Linked DNA regions of Mus musculus: region 2 is linked to region 1. Evidence: chromatin contacts called from ENCODE POLR2A ChIA-PET data. All regions are on one chromosome and are shown on one strand. Each heading gives the region's core, a stretch centred on a gene start or an enhancer-like site at or near the end of the contact. The rest is flanking DNA. Distances are from core to core; before and after follow the strand shown.

What was found. ChIA-PET counts read pairs that join two places held with the same protein, here RNA polymerase II (POLR2A).
Region 2: POLR2A ChIA-PET joins it to region 1 with 14 read pairs in embryonic stem cell. The contact joins the promoter of Sbds here to the promoter of Gusb in region 1. POLR2A ChIA-PET finds 5 or more read pairs at or near these places in 2 of 5 experiments (Patski and embryonic stem cell).

What each region holds. Positions count from the first base shown.
Region 1 is chr5:130,001,505-130,005,201 of GRCm38, forward strand. Gusb (glucuronidase, beta) reads right to left here and starts at 1,545. Exons shown (of 12, transcript NM_010368.2): 1 at 1,103-1,545. The coding sequence starts at 1,312.
Region 2 is chr5:130,253,699-130,256,903 of GRCm38, forward strand. Sbds (SBDS ribosome maturation factor) reads right to left here and starts at 1,832. Exons shown (of 5, transcript NM_023248.2): 1 at 1,512-1,832; 2 at 241-370. The coding sequence starts at 1,639. It also overlaps a transcript of Tyw1 not described here.

The sequences.
Region 1 (3,697 bases), core at 295-2,794:
CTGTGGTGGCAATGTCCTCTCCTTACTTCCTCTTTTGCTGAATGCTGGGCAGTGCAGTTGAAAACTGAGAGTCTAAGCCAGGTGTGGTGGTTCATCACTTGTAACTCTAGCAACCTGGGAGGCTAAGGGAGCCACATGGCTATGAGTCGGAGGTTAATGTGAGTCGCTGTCTCAAACACACACACACAGAGCTGGTGAGATGACTTGGTGGGTTAAAGGCACTAGCCACTAAGCCTGATGACCTTAGTTACATCCCTGGTGACCTAGGTGAGACCAGACTCCAGCAAGTTATCTTCCAACCTCCACATGTACTGTGTAGCACACGGGTGGCGCCCCCCCACCCCACATAAATAATGGGTACACATTTTAAACAAAGAGAGAGAAGAGAGGAAGAGGAGAGAGCCCAATAGGAAACGAGGTAGGATGAATGAATGAATCTGAGAGAGGAGGAGACTGTGAGCACACAGGTTTGCTTCAGCCTGCTTCTGCGCCAACCCTACCTAGGTAGGAAAGGAGAGCAGGGATGAGGGTCCTCTGCTAGCTCTGTGCAAAGTCACATTTGCTCCCCCCTCCTCTACCCCCGCCCCCAAATCTCTGTAGTGGGTAGCATCTCCTAGGATTCTACTTTTCACAAGATGGGAAAGAGCATGGGAGGTATGTGCACCGGGATGCAGGAGGCGTGTGCACAAACATCTACAACACTCAGGAAAGTTAAAGTGGGAGCAAGAGATTCACCCGGACATCCAGGCCAGCCTAGGTTATCGAAGGAGACACAGCCTCAAAACATAAACAAAAGGCTCAGTAGTGACAAGCACACACAGGGCCCTGGGTTCAAGTCCCAGCACTATGAAGTAAAATTAAAAGCTTTAAAAAAACAAAAACAAAAAAATCCATTGCCTGGGGCAGCGCCTGCCTAGCAGAAACCATGCGGTTCTCAGCATGCCAGGTCCCACTTCCTGCTCTGGTCGCTCCCCTCCCCAGCCTGCAAACCCATATTAACCTCCTCTAGGTGAGCACAAGGGGATCTCCAGGTACAGGCATCCCTCCGCCCATCCCCTGACTTCTGGAAGCTTCCAGACCCCGGGTCCCAGGGAGCGCGCACCTCCCGTAGCGGCTGCCGGTACCATTGCTGCTCGAAACCCTGCAGCCGGTTGTTCGAGAGGTCGGCGCGGAAGTGCCACAGTCCGTCCAGCGCCTTGAGCTCCCGCGACGGGCTCTCCTTCGGGAACAGCATCCCGCCCTTCAGAGCCAGCGCGCAGCTGCACAGCAGCTGGCCCAGCGCGACCCAACACGCACTCCATTTTAGGGACATACTGGCCAGGCTGCCCACCGACCAGCGGCTGGGCTTTTTAGCCTCCTCTCTGGGAGGGCAGAGGCGGGACCTGGAAGAGTCACATGTTCTCGAGAGAAGCCGCCTGCGCCAACTTGGTTGAGGGCAAGCGCTTGTACAGCTGCTGGCTCAAGGCTATCTAGAGGCCCCAAGGCTGGACTCTGCAGAAAGAGGAAGTCGCTTGAAGTCCTGGATCGTTTCCCCATATGCCTGACGTCAGCCGCTGCCTGCCTCACATCTATTAATATCTCCCCCTCCTTCCCTCACACTCTGGGGCTTGCCCCTCAGGACCACTAGGCTAAGATCTGAAAGAAGCCCTGAAGTCCCTGATCCCACTGTTTCTTCATAACTCCTGTGAAAGGATGAGAGTTCAAAAGAGACACTGAGAAGAATTTGGGGAGTTTGTTATTAAAGCCTGGAAAGGACACGCAGGCAGGTTCGAAGCTAGGTCTCTTCTTAGAGGTCTCTGAGGAAGGGAGTAGAACTGACAGCAATGGCCATGAAAGAAGTGTCTCCTGGACCTGTGTGATGTCATTCGAGTCACAAATGAAGGTTGCGATGACGGTTCACATGACCTGCAGCAGCCATTCTCTGAAAGTGGTCTTAGTAACTCTCACCCCACCCCCACCCCCAATCCATCACTCCAGCCTCTCTAGCTAACAGGCTTGAGCAAACAGTGCTCAGATTTCACTCTTGGGCAAGTACATATACAGCTAAGCGAGTCTTGAAGCCTTGGCTGTCCTGGAACTCTGTAGACCAGGCTCAAAATCACAGAGATACCTCCCGCCTCTGCCTCCTGAGTGCTGGGACTAAAGGCATATGCCACCTGGTTAGTTTCCAGTTCTTAAAACGGAGGTAAATATCATTTAGGTTTCAACCTAAATCTTTGAGTTGAACTAAAGATACAACCACCCCAAGGTGTGCATTTGGATTTTCAGACTGAGCCAAAAGGAAGTTCCCTAAAGAATGTTTTTGTTTGGTTCGTTTTGATTTGGGTTTTTCCAGAGAGCTCTGTTTAGTTAGTCTAAACTGGCTGGCCTGGAACTCAGAGATCCACCTGCCTCTGTCACTTGAGGGCTGGGACTAAAGGAGTGCACCACCACTGCCCTGCTCCCTAAAGCATTATTAAAGCCTGCTGAACTTAAGCACAAGAGAAGGTTCCCCATTTGTTGTTGTTGTTGTTACAAATACCTACATTTTGTTGCAATTACCAGTATGCTTGTTAAGGGGTTGGGGGTGACGCTGAACAGAAGAAATGATTCTCAGCATGAGTAAAACTGGCCAAGCACAGGTATGCTAGCTTCCAATCCACTTATTTATATTTGAGTGTTTATGTTTCAGGTGCCTGCTTCAGATGTGTGTATACACATGACCGTGTGCAGGTAGAGGTTAAAGGTCAATCCTTTTTTTAAAAGGACTGACTTATTTATTTATTTATTTGCTGGGGAGGGCTAGAGAGATAATGGCTTAGTGGTTAAGAGCATTAGCTGTTCTTCCAGAGGACCCCGTTTGATTCCCAGCACCCACATGGCAGCTCACAACCATTTTTTAACTCCACTCCTAGAGGATCGAATGACCTCTTCTAGCCTCCACAGGCACTGGACCATGTGGTGCATAGACATACATGCCAGTGCAACCCTGGGAAACAGAAAATAAACACTAAGAACAGCAGCAACTACAAAAAACTTCCCTAGAACTGGACATGGTGCTTCTCATCTACGGCCAGCTCTCAGGATGTTGAGGTAGAAGGATAGGCTACATAGTAACCTCAAAGATATAAATAACATATGGATGTTTTGCCTGCACCTATCAGTGTGTACTAGGTGTGTGAAGTACCCTTGGAGGCCAGAATTGAATCCCCTGGAACTAAAGTTACAAATAATTGTGAATCACCTTGAAGGTGCTGGGACCTGAACCCAGGACCTCTGAAAGAACAGCCAGTGCTCTTAAACCCTGAGCCCTGTCTGCAGTCCCATCCATCTTATTATATCTTAGTTTGTTTATTTATATATTAATTTGCATGTGTGCCTGCACTGTGTGAAGATCAGATGATGTCTGGCTGGAGTTGTTCCTCCTTCTACCCTGTAAGTCCCAAGGACAGAACTCAGTCATCAGACTTGGGAGCAGACACCTGTATTCACTAAGCCATCTCAGAAGCCCCTCTGCCTTGTATGTTGGGACTGAGCTTGGAGCTCACGAACCCCATTAAACTGGTTGGCTGGAGCCAAAGATTCACCTTTTACTGTCTTCCCAGCTAAGGGGTTAGGGGTGCTTTGTGCCCTGATTTTTATGTGAGTGCTGGGGAATTCAGATTCAAACTCTTCATGCCTGCCCAGCAACCGACTTACCAACTGGGCCACCTCCCAG
Region 2 (3,205 bases), core at 582-3,081, 250 kb after region 1:
TGGCTATCCCCTGAGTTTGATGTCAGCTTGGGCTACAGAGTGAGATTCTGTCTCAAAAAAATAGCAACAGACAAATACCATACAGACCTCCCCAAATTGCCCAACAATATAAACTGGAGGTGGGAGGGACCCAACAAATGCTAAAACAACAAAAACTCATCAAGAAAAACAGTAAACACAGTGGTCCAGATGTTGCCTACCATCGTGAGATTTTGTTACATTGCACCTGGCAGGACCTACCTGCTTGCAGATTTCAGTCTGGTCGTCTGTCCCAAATGCACTGATGAGGTCTTCCTTCTTGGCAACCTGACCTTTGGAAACATTTACAAACACTGAATGGGTCTGCAGAACTTCATCAAGGTCTTTTTCCCTTGAAAGGGCAGGAGAGAAAGTCCTATGTGAATCCACTGGATAGTAGAAAATCCACTCACATTTAAACACAAGATAGCAACAAGAGAAATGGCAAGTGCTGCAAGCTGGGTGTGATGTGCACATCTGTAACTCACCATTTAGGAGGCAGAGGCAGGGAAATTGGGAGTTTGAGGCCAGTCTCAAAAAAAAAAAAAAAAAAAACCAAACAAAACAAAAAAAAACAAAACAAAAACCCTAAAGAAAAAAAAAAAGAGAAATCTCACACACACACACACCACACTCTCTCTCTGGTGGCTACCTGCGAAGGACAGTATCTGGATTCTCCCACTTCACCACAGAGGGAAAAACTACATCATTGTTTTATGTAAGGAAACTCAGGGTGTGGTGGGGAGTGGTGTTTCTTCTGTCCTGGAATATCTGTCCCTAGATGGCAGTAGCGAAGACACTACTACGCACTTTGGGAAACTGGGGATTCTGAGGTGTGACGTTTTAATTTCAGGATTTGTAGGTGTAAGATTAGCTTCCCGATTGTTATCCCTGGAAAATGACCATAATGTTTCTCTTCTTGGAGATAGCATTTGGAATGTTGGATTCCTGTCTTTTTTTGTTTTGGTTTGGTTTTTTTTCGAGACAGGGTTTCTCTTTGTAGTCCTGTCTGTCCTGGAACTCACTCGGTAGACCAGGCTGGCCCTGAACTCAGAAATCCGCCTGCCTCTGCCTCCCAAGTGCTGGGATTAAAGATGTGCGCCACCACCGCCCGGCCGGATTTAAACATTTAATCCAAGAGGCTACTGCAATTTCGGGTCCTCTTGACCGCAGCTTTGTTTTATTAGTACAGGGTCGGTCACGGTCTCTCTCACACACACATACACATACACACACACACACGTTCCAGGCTGGCCTGGAAATCGCAGCAATCCTCCTGCCTCAGTTTCCTGGGCGCTGGGATTACAGGCCTAAACCATCGGTCCCACCCGGCTCTGATGGCGTTTGTAGTTGGCAGTTTTTATGATACTAACAAAATCCCAAAGCAGAACCCAATCCGAATCGGGTAAACCAGGCCTGAAAGGTACCGATGGGTCGCAGGAGCCGGGGTTAGGGAGGCCAGGCCGCCGAACTCTGGGCACAGGATTACTCACACGCCACTCCGCCAGCCGACGACCTTGTTTTTATAGCAGGCGATTTCGAAGCGCTTCCCTCCCCGCTTCATCCGCACCACGGCCACATTGGTCAGTCGGATCTGGTTGGTGGGGGTGAAGATCGACATGGTGGCTGTTCACAGATCTCGAGCTCGAGGGGACGCCAAGTGCTCGGCTGAAACGACCCTGCGGCGCGCGAACCCTTAACGCCCAAGGAGTGCGCGGCTCTTCCGGAACCTACCAGGGAAGAAGCTACCGCACGCCCGATTGCCCTACTGCACATGCGTCAAGTGGCGCACTAGCCAGGCAGCCGATAAGAAAGCAACCACGCCTGCGCGCCGTGACTTTTTACGCCCTCTAGTTCCACCCTCAAAGGAAGGCGGGTCGTTCTGTGATGACGTCATTTACAGGCGCCAGTTACGCCTACCTATTATGGGTGAGTAATGTTTATTATCTGGGTGGAAACATGATATTTTGGTTGAATAGTTCTGCAGAGTTCAGAGGCTGCGCTCATTTTAAATTTAAAAAAAAATTTTTTTTGATTTATTTATTATATGTAAGTACACTGTAGCTGTCCTCAGATACTCCAGAAAAGGCATCAGATTTCGTTACGGATGGTTGTGAGCCACCATGTGGTTGTTGGGATTTGAACTCGGGACCTTAGGAAGAGCAGTCGGCGCTCTTAACCACTGAGCCATCTCGCCAGCCCTATTTTTTTTTTTTTAAGATTTACTTTTTAAAAGATTTATTTATTTATTTTATGTATATGAATACACGGTAGCTGTCTTCAAACGCACCAGAAGAGGGCATCAGATCCTATTACAGATGGTTGTGAGCTACCATGTGGTCCTGGGAATTGAACTCAGGACCTTTGGAAGAGCAGTCAGTGATATATATACACACATATATGTGTGTATATGTACACACATATATACACACACACATATATATATCTTTTTTTTTTTTTTTTTGAGACAGGGTTTCTCTGTGTAGCCCTGGCTGTTCTGGGACTCACTCTGTAGACCAGGCTGGCCTCGAACTCAGAAATCCGCCTGCCTCTGCCTCTCGAGTGCTGGGATTAAAATCGTGCGCCACCACGCCCGGCTATAACTTTTAAAAGAAGTAAATAAAAACTCTCTTGGCTTAGTCACCTATGCACATGGGAGTCAGAGGCAGGCTAATTGCGTTGTAAATTCGAAGCCATTTTGTTTTATATAGGCGAGTTACAGGCCATCCAGAGCTACACAGTGAGACTCTTTCTCCAAATAGTAGCTATCCTGAATCTCGTGATCATTTTGTTTCAGCCTCAAGAGCGCTGAAATACAGGTCTGTGTCATCAAGCTGAATTCCTTTTTTCCATTTATTGACTGATTGATTGAGGCAAGGTCTCTTTATAGCCCTGGCATACGTAGTCCTGGAGCTCACTACGCGGCGGAACAAGCTGTCCATTAACTAGGAACTCCCAGAGATCCGTCTGCCTGTGCCTCTGGAGTGCTAGGATTAATGGTCAGTCAGCAGCATGCCAGGTTGTCATTTATTTCTTGATAGTACTGCCCTCTGTCCTGCCCTTTCCCCTTCTGAGCCGAAGCGAGAAATAACAGTGGAGCAGGAAGCTCGCTTGCTTTTGCATCTCCCGCTCTGGACCGCGTTTCCCACAGGCCCGCCCCTTTCCACTCTGAGCCAATCCGAGAAGT